Linked DNA regions of Homo sapiens: region 2 is linked to region 1. The links are chromatin loops, found by intact Hi-C in ENCODE. Cell type or tissue: PC-3. All regions are shown on one strand.

Region 1 (8,000 bases):
TGCAGTGAGCCGAGATCAAGCCACTGTACTCCAGCCTGGGCGACAGGGCAAGGCCCTGTCTCAAAATAAATAAATAAATAAATAAATTTTAAAAATGGACAATCCACAGAATAGGAGAAAATATTTGCAAACCATATATCTGATAAGAGATTTGCATCCAGGATATATAAACTAACACAACACAATAAAAAGACAAATCACCCCATTTGAAAATAAGCAAAGGATTCAAACAGGCATTTTTCTAAAGAAGACATATAAACAGCCAATAAGCAGATGAAATGATGCTCAACACCATTAGTTATTATGAAATGCAAATCAAAACCATAATGAGATACCACTTCATACCTACTTGCATGGCTAAAATCAAGTACAGATAATAACAAGTGTCAGGAAGGATGTGGAGAAATTAGAACCTTCGTACATTGCTGGTGGGAACATAAAATGGTGCTGCCTCTGTGGAAAACAGTTAACCAGAGAGTCACCATAAGGCCCAGCAATTCCACCCCGAGGTATATACCCAAGAGAAGTGAAAACATCCACACAAAAACTTGCACATGAATTTTCATAGCTGCAAAATTATTCAGAATAGCCAAAAAGCAGAAACAACACAAATATCCATCAACTGATGTTGACGTGGTAAATCCACACAAGGGAATGTTACTTGGTAATTAAAAGGAATAAATTACTGATACATGCTACGGTGTGGACATAGCACGGAAACATTAGGCTGAGTGAAAGAATCCGGTCATAAAAACCTATATACACTATATGATTTCATTTATATGAAGTTTCCAGAATAGACAAATTTATAAAAACAGAAAACAGATTTGTGGTTGCCAGGGGCTGGGGCAGAGGTTGAGGGAAATAGGGAGAGACTGCTAATGTCTACAGGGTTTCTTTTTGTTGTTGTTTGAGACAGAGTCTCACCCACTCTGTTGCCCAGGCTGGAGTGCAGTGGCGCAATCTCAGCTCGCTGCAACCTCTGCCTTCCAGGTTCAAGGGATTCTCCTGCCTTAGCCTCCCAAGTAGCTGGGATTACAGGTGCTCACCACCATGCCCGTCTAATTTTTTATTTTTAGTAGAGACAGGGTTTTGCCAGGTTGGCCATGCTGGTCTCGAACGCCTGACCTCAGGTGATCTGCTCGCCTCAGCCTCCCAAAGTGCAGGGATTATAAGCATGAGACACCTGCCGGGCTAAGGGTTTCTTTTTGGCATAATAAAAATGATCAAAAATGAATAGGTGTGGTGGGAGGATAGCTTGAGGCCAGGAGGCGCAACATAATGTAGAGACTCTGTCTCTACAAAAACTAAAAAAAAAGAAAAAAAAAGTAGCTGGGCCTGGTGCTGTGCACCTGTAGTCCTAGTTATGTGGGAGGCTGAAGTGGAAGAATTACTTTAGCCTAGGAGTTCGAGGATGCAACGAGCTATGATCACATCACTGCACTCCAGGCTGGGTGACAGAGTGAGACCAAATAAAAATCAAAATGTTTAAAAATTAGGTGGTGGTGGTGGTTGCACCACTCTGCAAATACATTGAAACCCATTGAATTGCACACTTTACAAGGGTGAATATATGGTCTGTGAATTAAACCTCAATAAAGCTCTTATTCTCTTTTTAAAGCGGCCACTTGCTGAGGTCTGGGAGTGACAAGAAGGAAAGAAAGACAGATGTCTCAGCGGTGGGAGTGGTGGCTGCATTGGATACATCAGCAGCCCTCCTGCCCTCAAACCTTCCCAGCAGGTGCTCCTCAGCCCCAGGTAAGTGGGAGTGGGCTCCATGAGCTGACAGACCAGTCAGCATCTTGTCCCTGGGAAGTGGCAAGGAGGATGCAGGTCTAACTAATCTGGCCGGAAGTTTGGAATGGGGAGCAATAAAATCCTGGTTGTGGCAGCCATGGGGCAGAAAGGGGAACAAAGAAAAGCCAGCCTGTAGAGAGAGAGAGAGAGGCATAGACTCAAAGAGGGGGAAGGAGGAAGGAGGGGAGAAGGAAGAGCTGATTTGTTCTGAAATGATTTTCCAGACCCAAATCCAGGGAGGCTGCCAGCACCGCCTACCTTTTGGCTTTGTTAGATCACCCACAGCTTCCCAGTAAACTTCCCCCTTTTGCTGGGAGGTTTCTGCTGAAAGGATCCCTATGAAGCAACCATTTTCTTCCTGCTGTGGCAAAGACTGGTCATTGTCCCCCAAAACTGTGCTCCCACATCTGCCTGAGCTGGAACAAGCCTATATTTCCCAGCCCACCTCACAGTTATTAGGTGTTGCAGGAGACTAAGTCCCAGCCGATGGAAGAGGAGCAGAAAAAACACAGGTGACTTCTGGTCTGGCCTTTGTGGAGAGTGGGTGGCCTCCCACAGGCCCCAGTACTAGGGCAAGGTGCTCTTAGGGTCAAGGAGATGCTGACCTTGCACTAGCACCACTGTGGGTGAAGACCTCCTTGGATTTCACATGCTAAGCGCTTCATTGCCTCACCCAGTCCCAGCCCCACTGTGATGGGCAACTATCCCTCAGAATGGCACCAGCATTGGCAGCAAAGTGGAGAGAGAAAACGTCTAGGCCCTCGAAGACGCTGTTAAACTGCAGTGTCCACCAACCCTGAAGGCTCCTGGGCATCCAGGGGGTTCTTACAGGAGCTAATAAGCAACCTCACTGTTCAAGGCAGTGTAAGCTGACTTCTCAGAGACTTGCAGCAGAAGGCCTCCTCCCTAACATACCCTCTAAACCCATGACAAAGCCAGCTCAGGAGCACCAGTGGGCGATGTTTCAACTCTAGCTTCCCAGGGAACATTTCTGTACCAGTGACACGCTCTGTGAGACGACACAGGGCAATGAACTGAACAGCAGGGAAAAGGTACCCCAGACAGCATGCAGTGTTTTGTTACCTTAAAAAAGCAAGAAACAGCACTTGAGTAGCAAACGGCTCACTTGCTGTCAGAGGTGGCGTGAACTCCAGGGGAAGACGCCTGAAGCTTACTCCTTTCCCCAGCATGAATGAGCTGAAGGACTTGGGGCAAGTCATCTACCCTCTGTGCCTCATCCATAAACAGAAGAAAAAGCAGCCCGTCTTGCATGCTGCGTGAAGGTGCCAAAGGAACTGAAGAGCTCTCCTTCCCCGCTCCAAGGAGGCCTGATGGAAAGAGACATCATGTTTAACTTGTTTCCTCCACCAAGGACAGCTGCAGTTAACAATGTTTGCCTATGGGTTGGGCAATTTTTTTTTTTTTTTTTTTTTTGAGATGGACTCTCGCTCTGTCGCCCAGGCTGGAGTGCAGTGGTGCAATCGCGGCTCACTGCAACCTCCCTCTCCCAGGTTCAAGCGATTCTTCTGCCTCAGCCTCCTGAGCAGCTGGGACCACAGGTGCATGCCCCCATGCCCGGCTAATTTTTGTGTTTTTAGTAGAGACGGGGTTTCACCATATTGACCAAGCTGGTCTCGAACTCCTGACCTTGTGATCTGCCCATCTTGGCCTCCCAACGTGATTACAGGCGTGAGCCACCGCACGCGGCTGGGTTGGGCAATTTCTAACCAGACTCTCTGAATATCATCATCGACGGTGGGAGCCAGCAGAGGGCTGGACCACTCTTTTGAATCCCCTTATAACCCAGGGATGAGCACATCTATAGCGCTCTGAAAAGGCAGTTCTGGAGATTTCCTGCCCAGGCAGAGCAGTGGCTCAGCTGGGTGAGCAGTCACCGAGAGTATAGGATGCCAATCCCTGGATTAACGAGGTGAATGCCAAAGACCCTCCGAGGCAATGTATTTTTGGAAGAAATACACACTGCAGCAGAAAAGAGAACATGGTATAAATTTTCCTTCTTCCAAACAGTGCAGAATAGAAACCTATAAAAGCAAATTCTGGATGTCTGAAGATATGGACTTTTTAAAAAATCTTGTTTGAGAGATTCCACCTTACTGACTTGCACCATATCCCTGGAAATGCTTCCTTAAGTGGCTACTGGAGATGGATGTCATGTAGCAGGGTTTACAGATCCCCTGCAATCCGAGGTCCTTGAAAAGCACAAGGCAGTCTCTTCCTCAACTCCCAGGGCAGAATTTTATAGTGGAAAGAGATGTTGACAGCCACTTTCTCAGCACCACTCTCTCATCCTACAGTGTAGGAAACTGAGACCCAGAGGAGAAAGGGGTCTTGCCAGAGATCTTAAAGTGTGGTGGGGCAGAGCTAAGGCTTGAAAACAGGTCTTGGACCCAGCACTGTGGCCCCGGACCCATGCTTGTCAAAGAATAGGACAGAGGCATAGCACTGTAGGCAGAAGGCTGAAGCAGAATCGGGCTGCTGGGGTTCCCAGCCTTCGGCCCCCACCTCCCCCAATAGAAACCGCAAGCTGCCTGGCTGGGCAGCTACAAAAGGGGGAATGCTGTTTGCACAGGATCTGCAGAGACCTCGCAGCACGGATGGGTAGACATCACCATGCACATATGAACAGCAGAAAGCCCTCCAGGTTCAGCTTCCCTACGAGGGCCGAATCCTATAAACAAGATTACCACCCCCATTAGACCTTCTCTGAGAAGAAAGAGTGACCTCTCCAGTTGATCTGGCATCAAGCTTTTTTCATGCTTCCACAAGGGTAGCGGTCTTGACAACAAAGCAGACCGCTTCCACGTCTGTGCCCACAGTGCCCCCTTGTGGGAGTCTGCATAGTGCATCACACGTCTTTATTTCACCAAGTGAAAAGGCAGGGATGGGGCAGTCTACAGCACTGTCCTACCGGGTCTCCACAGCTGTCCCCCTCTGGAATATCCTCCCCTTCCCTAAGCTCAGTGGTTCTCAAACTTTAGCATGCATCTGAATCACCTGGAGAGCTTATCAAAACACAGGTTCTGGCTGGACGCGGTGGCTCACACCTATAATCCCAGCACTTTTGGAGGCCGAGGCCAGCGGATCACCTGACGTCAGGAGTTCAAGACCAGCCAGACCAACATGGTGAAATCCCATCTCTACTAAAAAGTACAAAAAAAAAAAAAATTAGCCAGGCGTGGTGGCAGGCACCAGTAGTCCCAGCTACTCAGGAAGCTGAGGTGGAGAATCGCACCCAGGAGGCGGAGGTTGCAGTGAAGCAAGATCACGCCACTGCACTCCAGCCTGGGCAACTCAAAAAAAAAAACAGGTTACCTGGCCCCACCCACAGCTTCTGATTCAGTAATTCTAGGGTGGAGCCCAAGAAATTGAATTTCTAGCAAGTTCCCTGGTGACACTGCTGCTGCTGTCCAGGACCACACCTGGAGAATCGCTGCCTCAGCTAATCACCTCCACCCATTTAAGGCTCAGGACCATTTCTAGCTCCTTGGCAAGATGTTCCACAAATGCCCCCAGGCTTATCATAGGATGCCATAGTTGTGTAACTTTAACCAAGTTCCTTAACCTCTTTGAGCCTCAATTTCCTCATCTATAAAATGGGGGTAATAGTACTTCCCTCCGAGTGCAGGTAAATGAGGCCAGGTGCAGTGGATCATGCCTGTAATCCCAGCACTTTGGGAGGCTGAGGCAGGTGGGTCACCTGAGGTCTGGAGTTCAAGACCAGCCTGGCCAACATGGAGAAACCCTGTCTCTACTATACAAAAATTAGCCAGGTGTGGTGGTACACACCTGTAATCCCAGCTACTATGGAGGCTGAGGCAGGAGAATCACTTGAACCCAGAAGGTGGAGGTTGCAGTGAGCTGAGATTGCGCCACTGGTGCAATCCAGAGCTCCAGCCTGGGTGACAGAGCGAGACTCATTCTCAAAAAAAAAAAAAAAAAAAGGTAAATGAGATAATTTGTGCAAGACTTAGCTCAGTACCTGGCACATGGTAAACAATAAATGTTAGCTATTCTGTGGTCATTAATTAGCAATAGTATTACTGTTCATCTGCCAGCTTCTTGAGGGCAGAGACAGTATTCCCATTAGAGACAGAATTCTCAGAGGCAGAACGGATCTTAGAGAAACTTCAGTCCAGCTTCCCAAGCCTGAGCTCACCTGGGAAGCTTCAGTCCAGTTTCCTGAAGCAGCCTCACCTGGGAAGCTATTAAAACATCAGGTGCTTGGGCGCTACCCAGATCTACTAACTCTGAAAACTGGGGCAAGAGGCTGGGCATTTGTTGTTTTTGAGACAGAGCCTCGCTCTGTCACCCAGGCTGGAGTGCAGTGGCATGGTCTCGGCTCACTGCAACCTCCGCCTCCTGGGTTCAAGCAATTCTCGTGCCTCCACCTCCTGAGTAATTGAGATTACAGGCACGCACCACCACGCCCAGCTAATTTTTGTATTTTTAGTAGAGATGTTTCACCATGTTGGCCAGGCTGGTCTCGAACTCCTGACGTCAAGTGATCCACCCGCCTCAGCCTCCCAAAGTGCCGGGATTACAGGTATAAGCCACCACACCCAGCCAGCATTTGTATTTTTAACAAGCCCCCAGCCTGGCCAACATGGTGAAACCCCATCTCTACTAAAAATACAAAAAATTACCCAAGCATGGTGGCAGGCGCCTGTAGTTCCAGCTACTCAGAAGACTGAGGCAGGAGAATCGCTTGAACTCAGGAGGCAGAGGTTGCAGTGAGCCAAAACAGTGCCACTGCACCCCAGCCTGGGTGACAAAGCAACACTCCATCTCACAAAAAGAAAAAAAGAAAGCCCCCACCTGCCAGGTTTCGGAATTACTCATCTAGCCCGGATAGCAGACAGACACAGGGAGGGAAATAGAAGCCCAGAAAAGGGAAGTCTTTTGCCCATCCATGGCCCCAGCTGATTGTAAGCTGAGTGGAGATCAGGAACTGTGACTCCTGATTCCTGATCTGGTCCCTTTTTCCGAGTTATTAATACTTGGGGCCAGGCGCGGTGCCTCACGACGGTAATCCCAGCACTTTGGGAGGCGGGGTGGGCAGATCACCTGAGGTCAGGAGTTCAAGACCAGCCTGACCAACATGGAAAAACTCCGTCTCTACTACAAAATACAAAATTAGCCAGGTATGGTGGCACATGCCTGTAATCCCAGCTACTCGGGAAGCTGAGGCAGAGAATTGCTTGAACCCAGGAGGCGGAGGTTGCAGTGAGCTGAGGTCGTGCCATTGCACTCCAGCCGGGGCAACAAGAGTGAAACTCCATCTCAAAAAAATACGATAAATACTTGGATGCCATCTCATCGACCCATAACCTTCTACATAAATTCCCTCTCCAATATGCATGATGAGCAGCCAGAGCGTTGCCAAAGTATTTCCTGTGTGGAGGAACTCGGCATGTGAAAAGAACACACAATCCACTGCAGAACATCTAATTCTCCAACGTTTTATTTTCTTTAACCAAAACACTGAACAAGTGAAATCCTTAGCTTGGCATACAAGATCCTCCCTGATTTATTCTCCGCTGACCTCTCCAGCTTCGTTTCTTACCAGGACCTCACCTGTACCCTCTCATCCAGACTGTGGGCACTGGGAGGCAGGTCTCATTTCTGCCTCCCCTCAACATCTGGCATGCGGGAAGTTCAAGGGTGAGTGGATGGGGAAGGACAGTTGGATTAATGTATGGAGGTGTGTTCACAAAGCTCTAAAACCCAGGAGAGCCTCTCTGCCAGCACAAATGAGTCAGGTGTCATACTTCTGTGCTCTAGCAGCCAACCTGAAGACTATTTTTGAAATGGAGTATCTCCCACCAGAAATGCATTGTGCAAAACTCTGCTCAAAGGCATCAGTCATGTAGGGCCTTCCATCTTGTTGATTCAAGAGAATGCCTACCTACCCACTCTGCTCCCACCTCCCCAGTGTCATCCTCTCTTCCCCTTGCAGAATGACTGGTCTCACCTTGTCCCACACTGCCTGCTCCCATCTCCCTGCTTTCTTTCCTATTTTTCATGGCCTCAAATGAGAACTTTCTCCTGTGCATCCAAATCAGATCATGTCTCTTGCCACTGCTGGTGTTACAGTAATCCTCCCTTATCCATGGGGCAAACGTTCTTAGACCCCCAGTGGATGCCTGAAACCGCAAACCCTATCTACACCAAGTTTGTTGCTA
Region 2 (8,000 bases), 410 kb before region 1:
CATGTTACCCTTTCATGCAACATGACCCCTGCAGACCAGCCATATTTCCAGTGCTCAGTAGCCAAGTGTGGCTGGTGGCTTCTAGATTGGACAAGACAGCCCTAGGGGATCCTCTCCATCCTCACTGTGTGAATGTCATCTGTATTACCAGGACACAGAAATCTTTTTCACCAGTCTGGAGCTCTCTTTTGAACTCCAGATTCTTGTATACATTTGGTGCCCCAAAGACACATCAAACTTCAAAGGGAATATCATGGGGTGGGCCGGGTTTGCAACTTCATATAGCATGACCAGGGAAGGACCCTGGGAGGAAATGGTATTTGAACAGGGATCTGAAGGCAGGGAGGAAATGCGCTCTGTAGCTGTCTTGGGGAAAGCCCAGTGGGCAGGTAAAAGGGCAAGTACACCCATCTTGAGCCGGGAGCAAGCCTGGCATGTCCCAAGAACAGGAGGGAGGGGGCTGAGCTGGGAGAGAGTGGCGAGGCGTTGACTCTTGGCCTGTGTGAGTCAGGGAAGTCATGGGAGTAAGGGTGGAGGAATGGCAAGTTCTGATGTCTATTCTAAAATGATGCTGTGGTTCAGGGTAAAGAAACAACCAGAGGGCCAAGAGTGGAAGCAGGGAGGTGAGGCAGGAGGCTGTTGCAGTGGCTCTGGGAGAGGTGGTGGAAGCGTGGACAATGCCGTGGAGGAAGGAAGACACCTACGCTTGGAGGCTGGATCTGTTTGTAAGATGCAGGCCACAGGGATTGGTGAAGAATTGGGTGTGGGCTTTGAGAGAACCAGAGGAGTCAGGGTGATTCTAGAGTCCTTAAAGGATGGTCAGGTTCCAGTAGCCTCTGACTGAGGAGGTAAGATGCAGAGGCCTGGCTGCCAGAGCCCCACATGAGATGACGCTGAGGAGCTAGCTGAGTTCCAACAACTCTGTGGTGTCAGCCAAGCCACATCACAGCTCCACCTCTCCCCTGCCCCATCCTGCCTCCCTCCCCGTTTCCCACAGGTGTTTGTCTCAAGGCATTCCTCTTAAGCGTCCTGCTTCATAAACTCCTTCTGAGAGTCTGCTTCCTGGAGAGCTCAACCTTCACCACTCACCCCCAAGATCCAACTCATAAATTCTCCTGGACACTGCGATGAGGCAGCTGGCTTTCTCCCTGGCACCAGCCCCAAGGGAGCCAGCCTTTGCCTATAATTGATTCCTGGCCCTGACCCCCTCCTCCTGCCAGAGGCCCATGCAGCCCAGAGGCTCCAGTGGCAATGACCATGTTGAGATGCTTAAATCCTGCCATCTTGGCTTTTTCCATTATTTTTTAAACCTTGGGGGCCATGGTATCCAAGGTCCATAGACACTGGGTGGCCAGTGATAAGAGGTCCCTGTCACTCTGCCCCAGGAACAACTGACACCAGGCCTGGGCAGCCCTTCTTCCCCCTACAGGGGCCCTTGCTCCCTTTTGTCTTGACAAGAGGCCCCACCTCATCCCAAGAGGTGCAGGAGGCCAGACTTTGCAGAGTAGCTGGCCAGAATCAAGAGACCACAATGAATTTGTTTCTAATGATCGCTCCTTTTTGCTCCACCTGAGATTGCCAGTAGAAGGGTCTGTTAAGACAAATCTGAGTGAGTCGTTGCATCTGGGAACCTGTACTGTCTCCTGAATGTTCTCAGGTGATAGCCCAAACCTGTGCTGAGAAAAGAAATAAAGACAAGAAAGTTAGACAGGGCCCTCACTGGACAGAGGATAACTGGCCAGCCCAACACTCCAGATTTCAATTTCCATTGAGACTAAAGGGCCATAGCGTAGGAGCAATAGGCAGCTGGGCCGGAGTGGCCTCAGTGAGTCAATGCAGGGATATTCACTGAGCATGTAGCTTGGGCCAGGGACTGCTTAAAAGGAAGCTGCTGGGGGAACACCGACCATGGTCCTCAGCAGAGCAGGAAGCTGGGATCCCAGGAGCCATGGCAAGCTCCAGATGAGAAGTGAGTACAAACTTGCAGAACAGACAAAGAGTGAGGAAGTGGAGGCTAGGTCAAAAAGCGGAGAGTAAAGCAGGCTTCTGTCCTTCAAGGCCCAGCCCAGAAGACCCTATGCCCAGTGATATAAGATCCTCATCACTCTGCCCCAGGAACAACTGGTATGATCCATGAGCAGTCCTGGGCAGGGCAAATACCTGGGCTTTGAGTACTGAATAAGGTGCGATGCACAGTCCCTAAGAATCATGATGACATCCTTAGAGTGTTATCTTAAGGTAGCCCTGTTTAGTCCTTGCCTCTTATCCACCCGCTACAAAGAGCAGTCAGTTTAAAAAATGGCTTGGCTCACAGATCAGGAACCCCTCAAGAGCAAAGACCTACCTCCCCCACTGCAGCCCAGCAACCTGTAGGGTTTTCCTGCAGTCGAACAAGTGTAGCTGGAATTGCATTCACCCACCTGTTCCTGAGTTCTCCTGGGACACAATGTTGGATTGGTGGGCACTAGTATATTCTTTTCACAAGTGCTGGAATATCACTATTTCAAACAGCTTAATGATCATTGTACATGTGCCCTGAGCAAGGCTGCATGAATAACTAAAATGTCAAATGTCTTTGTTTTAGCTGCGATTCTATCAACTCTGCAGGTCTCATAAGCATGAGCCACATGCCAATTAGAATCTCTGATGGTCAAGTATAAATGTCTTTGTTTCATAAAAATGAAAGAATGAGTTCATTATCACTTAACTCCCTCTAGAAGAAATAATCTTTTAAAAACTTAAGATCCATAAGGAGGAAAGATGGGTTGTTAAAGCAGGTCCTCCCTAAAGATTGCTTCCTTGCCTGTGAATAGAATGAATCCAATGGCATCATTTCCTAGAACCAAGTTGAATTTCCCACTGGAACCAGAATTCCAGAAAGCCCTGGACATCACTCTACATGTCAAGGCTGCAGACACACACACATCAATTCTGAAAGAGGGAGGATTCCAAGAGTGATGGTGCCTGCAGGGCCTTCTGAGATAAGATGAGGAGTCTTTCTGGTTTCCAAGGGGAGGAACCCAAGCTACAGTCTCACTGGCACCAAAGATTAGAGAGGTTAGTGATTGAGGACCCAGGGAGGCAGCTGCTCTCTGAAGACTCTTCCCTAGTGGAGCTATACCTCAGCTCAAAAAGGCAACCACAAATCTTGTGTCCAGCACAGCTCCAATTCAAGCAAATTTCATTCTCTTTCACCAAGGAAAGTCTATACACATACACATGTATATACACACATGTATGTATATATGTTTATATATGTGTGCATGCATACATACATACATATGCATGTGTATAAAATGGGATTTGAATTATAGACTTAGACCTGTCTTTTCATCAAAATAAATAAACAAACATGAATTTACCCATCAGAAAACTTCAGTTGTCAGGACCTGTGTCTGATATTTAGCTGGGGAAATTTCCCCTGTCACTGGGGTGGTGGATGTTGTCTCAGAGCTGAACACTGGGCTGGTGGGGTCATCGGAGGATGATGAGGATGAATCAAGGCTGTTCTCCCACTTTCTCCAGGGCTGTGCCTGGGACCATATGTGTATGTGTGGCTGAGAGGAGGCATGGGTCCCAAGACATGGGTCATCAGAGACTGAAGCTCTCCAGGGCAGCCTGAGAGATCTGGCAGGGCTCTGGGGGCGCCTCAGTTTTGTGAATCACCGCCATGTGGTGCCTTTGGAGTCAGCCAGCTCTGCCTCCTAACCCCATCCCCTCACTCACCAGATGTGTACCTGGGTCTCAATTTCCCCCATCTGTCATTGAGGACAGTCATACCGACCTCAGGGAGGGATCAGGTGAGATAAATGTGATGATGACCAAAATGCAAGACAATTACTGATCATGAGCAGATGAAGTCTAGAAAGGGGGAAATTGGTCCACAGAACACAGTGGGTCAATGAGGGACTTAGAACGAAAACTCGAGTCTTGGGTTCCCAGGCCAGACCTCCTTTCACTGCACCAGGGATTTCAAAGTGGGATCCACAGATGTACTGTCAGGGGCCCTTGAGTGATATGAGAGTCTTTTTTTATTCTGATATTTTCATTTTAAAAATTGAAAAATATCAGTGAGACCCTATTGGGGTTGTGTGTGGATGATCATATTATCACCAACTAATGCTTCAGGAATGCAGAGTTCACATTTGCATTTGGGTTTACTATCATGTTTTTGCAAAATGAAGGCCAAATGACTTCATGGACTGCTGTACAAACAAAGGTTTAGCAATTGTTCAAACAGAGATAAGTGGAGGGAGGATTGAGTCATCAAACAGAACAGGGGACACAGACATGCCACAAATAAGCTGCTCTGCATTGAAGCTGGTAGAATTGTAGTCACTGTTTTGCAAGCAGGTGCCTGAGTGAATGCCACCTTGGTTTGCAACAACTTGCAAGACAACACTAGCAGCTGGAAATGGTAAATGGTATATAGTCTTACTAAATGGTACATATTTCTATATATTTTAAATTATTATATTTTGAAGTGCTCTATTAAGTTGATCGCTTCATCAAAATTCTAGGTCTGTGTTTAGAAGTGTGTTCATTGTAATACATGAAAAATATAATAATATTGATAATAACTCTAATGATGGTCTAGCATGTCCAAACATCAAAATGATCTAGTTGATAACAAGCGGAACTTAAATGGGAATGTATCCTTCTATTATTAAACCCAACGTTGGTTGTTTTACTTTCAGCAAAACATCATCTGTCACATTAAATTAATGCCATTAATTTGAATTTTAATGGTTTTGTAGCTTTATTTGCATTTAATTTGTAATTGTGTTTTGGTTTTACAGCTGTGTAAGAGCTAAAAGCATAAGAGATTTATACTTACTTTTATGTTTGTATATATTTAAGTAACAATATGATCAAAATAATTCTTATCAACACTGGGGGTCTGCAATGATAGCTTTCCCTTTAGAAGGCATGTTTTAGTCAACTTTAGGAATCACTGAGACTGCGCCACAGCACACTGCTCAATGCACAAGAGGGATTGCATTTGAACAGTACTAGGTGGGATTGGATCCAGCCCAGTATGTTGTGGGAAGGGCATGTGGGGAAAAAATTCCCCTGGGAATTTAGGTCCAGGCTTTTCAAAGTGCTGGGTTACTTAGTCACCATCTCAGATGACTCAGGGACCCCAATCAGCTACCAATATCTTTTGGCTCTCTTTCTGCTGTTCCTTTACCAAACAATTTCGTGTAATTCGGTGATAAGCCACTGAGAGTTCAGACAGAGATTCTTAACCTGAATCCTATAACAAACTTCGCTGGAGGAGAAACCCACAGCCTTCACCAGAGTGTCACCCGCATGCTTCCAGCATCCTCAGAGGATGGGGCCAGCCCCAAAATGCTGTGGGGGCAAGGGCTGGTGTGTCCCTGGACCTGACTCTGCAGCAGGCACTTTTTTCCTTGCCTTCCACTCCCACGTAAAAGCCGGCAGAGGAAAGAGACTGGAAAAGGCTGGGTCACTTCCCTGAGATGCACAGCTGGGTAAGTAACTGAGCAGGAACTTGAACTTGGGTCCACAGGACTCCAGAGCCTGGGCTCTCTCTGGCCTAGTAGCTGTACGTGAAGGGAGAGGAAAACAGAGCCCATGCCCCTTGTGCTCAGGGAGTTTCCAATCTCTTACATCTAGGACTTGTTCTCCTAAGGGACTGGATAGGAGTGGGACTCCTTCCACTGAAACCCCAAAGCCCAGGACAATGGGTGTCAAATGCCCCTACCATCCAAGGGGTATAGCTACCAGGTTCCTTCCTCCTGGATTTGTTAAGAGGCTTCTACACTGCCTGCTCCTCACCTCCTCAGTCCACATCCACCCTGCTTAAGCAGAAGAAAGAGAATTGATGTGAATGTGGAGGAAACTTTACGTAAAATACTGTGACTCGGCTGCTCCGTGCACTCCTGTAAGCTACTAGCAGGGGCTCCAGAGAACCTCTTGCAGAGATTGGGGTGCCTGTACAGAGAGAAGACTCATGCTTCCTTCCCCAGTTGGAGGCCCATTGCACTGCAGAAACTCCAAGCCCACCATGAGGCACAGAAATTTCCAGAAGAGTTTATCACATGTCCCCTGGGTTGTGGGGGAAGGGGGTGGGGACTTAGAGTAGGAACTGAACCTGTCCCACCTTAGAACTCAGGACAGGAGGCTGGCCGGAGTGGGGTGAGGCCAAGGGCAGCTGCAGCAGCCTGCAGGCCCGCCTTTGCCCTGGAAAGAGAATGTGAGCTTCTCCAGGGCTGAAAAGAGGCCATAGAAGGCGAGCAGTTTCTGGCACTGTGATGGGGACCCACCCCGGGGGTCACAGAGGAGGGTCCACAGAACACCCAGCACTGGGGTACCTGCCTTGACAGAGACTTTGAAAGCCTCTCCTTGAACTGAGGTGGCAGCAGTGGCCATCCAAAAAGAGAGGGTCTGCTTTTCTCCAGCTCCTCACTTTGCCTGGCCCCGGGGAAAGCAGGACGAAGGTGGATGCATTCATTTCCTAGAGCTGCCGAACAAACCCTACAGACTCAGAGGCTTAAGACAATTGAATTTGTTGGCTCACAGTTCTAGAGACCAGAAGTCCTAAGTCAGGGTGTGGGCAGGGCCGCGCTTCCCCTAACGGGCCCAGGGGATGATCTTTCTGGCCCATTCAATCTCCCGGCTCAGAGATGCGTGCTCCAGTCCCACAGCTGGCTGCTCCCCACTCATCTCCAAGTTGTCTCCCTCTCTGCTTGTCGGTCTCCCTGTCCAAATTCCCCACCATCCACCCCCCCATTTTTTTGTTGTTTTTTTGTTTTTTGTTTTTGAGATGAAGTCTCACTCTGTAGCCCAGGCTGGAGTGCAGTGGCATGATCTTCACTCACTGCAACCTGCTCCTCCCAGGTTCAAGCGATTCTCCTGCCTCAGCCTCCTGAGTAGCTGGGGTTATAGGCACGTTCCACCACACCTGGCTAATTTTTGTACTGTTAGTAGAGATGGGGTTTCACCATGTTGGCCAGGCTGGTCTTGAACTCCTGACCTCGTGATCCACCTGTCTCAGCCTCCCAAAGTGCTGGGATTATAGGTGTGAGCCACCTCGCCCTGCCCAAATTTTCCCTTTTTATAAGGAAACATCATATTGGATTAGAGCCTCATTTTAATTGGATCACTTCTGTAAAGACTATTTCCAAATAAGGTCATACTCTGAGTCCCTGGGGGTTAGGACTTTAGCATCTGTTTTTGGGGAGGACATAAAGGAAGAGTAAGAAAGAACTGACCACAACCCATCCCTGGGCCACCGCAGGCCTCTGCCCACCAAGCTGCCGGGAGAGAGAAACTTTGAACTGGATGTCCGTGGAGGCTGTGCGTGGGCCGGATAGGACCTGTTTAATATCTGAGAGGAAAATACTTTCTATCCCTGCATGTGACAGGGAGGCTCTGGTACATGCCTGCAATGCCATCAGGAGGGTGGGGAAGATCTAGCCAGGCATGTTTGAAAGCATCCAAGGGAGAGAAATAAAGCCATTTCCTGTTCGTGCCCCGTCGAGTTCAGCCCATTCAATATATGGTTATGTATACAAGAGGCAGCTAGGGACTGAGGCAGCGTAGCATAACATCAAGTGAACTAAATCAACTCTGGGGGGAGAGAAAGTACCAAGACAGTCAGGGAGAGAAGACTCAGCGAGGGCCCCTGCAAGAGAGGCGTCTGGGTGGGCCTCCAAGGATGGGTAGATTCTGCCGAGTGGGCAGAGGGAGAAGGTGAGAGTGGACAGGTGGTGTGTGAGCAGAGCTGCAGAAGCCTGCCCCAGTGCCCAGCTGGAGACAGCCTGGATTCTATCCCGCGAAGGTCTACCACCCTCTTAAAGAACTTTTATGTCCCCCATCCTGGGCGGCGGATGCAGATTTTATGTGTGTCTGCAGGAGGCTAAAACTGTCTTCAAACACGAAATTATAATGATCAGATGTCTGTCTGAGGGATGGGAGCATTTCCTCTAGCTGAAAGAACACAGGCAGACAGTGCCAGAAGTGGAGTATAAATA

The links. A loop is a pair of places that touch in the nucleus more often than their neighbours do. Peaks named below come from ENCODE experiments on the same cell type or tissue, not always from the same donor. Only the 100,000 strongest peaks of a DNase experiment are listed, where the experiment ranks them.
Region 2: a loop joins it to region 1, with 4 times the contacts of the local background. A loop is called at or near these places in 3 of 110 quality-filtered maps.

The regions. Positions count from the first base shown.
Region 1 is chr10:78,044,106-78,052,105 of GRCh38, reverse strand. It overlaps a transcript of RPS24 not described here. Among named protein-coding and RNA genes, the nearest start is that of RPS24, 14 kb to the right of the region's middle. RefSeq lists an enhancer at 4,477-4,536. In PC-3, CTCF peaks have their summits at 4,423 and 4,630 (motif pointing left); DNase peaks (open chromatin) are centred at 4,635, 6,665, 7,265 and 7,545.
Region 2 is chr10:78,455,415-78,463,414 of GRCh38, reverse strand. It overlaps LOC107984245 (a long non-coding RNA gene), which reads left to right and starts at 1,638. Exons shown (of 3, transcript XR_001747513.2): 1 at 1,638-5,495. In PC-3, no CTCF peak of the experiment used is centred here; DNase peaks (open chromatin) are centred at 504, 974, 4,254 and 5,124; H3K4me3 peaks cover 1,816 bases; H3K27ac peaks cover 4,612 bases.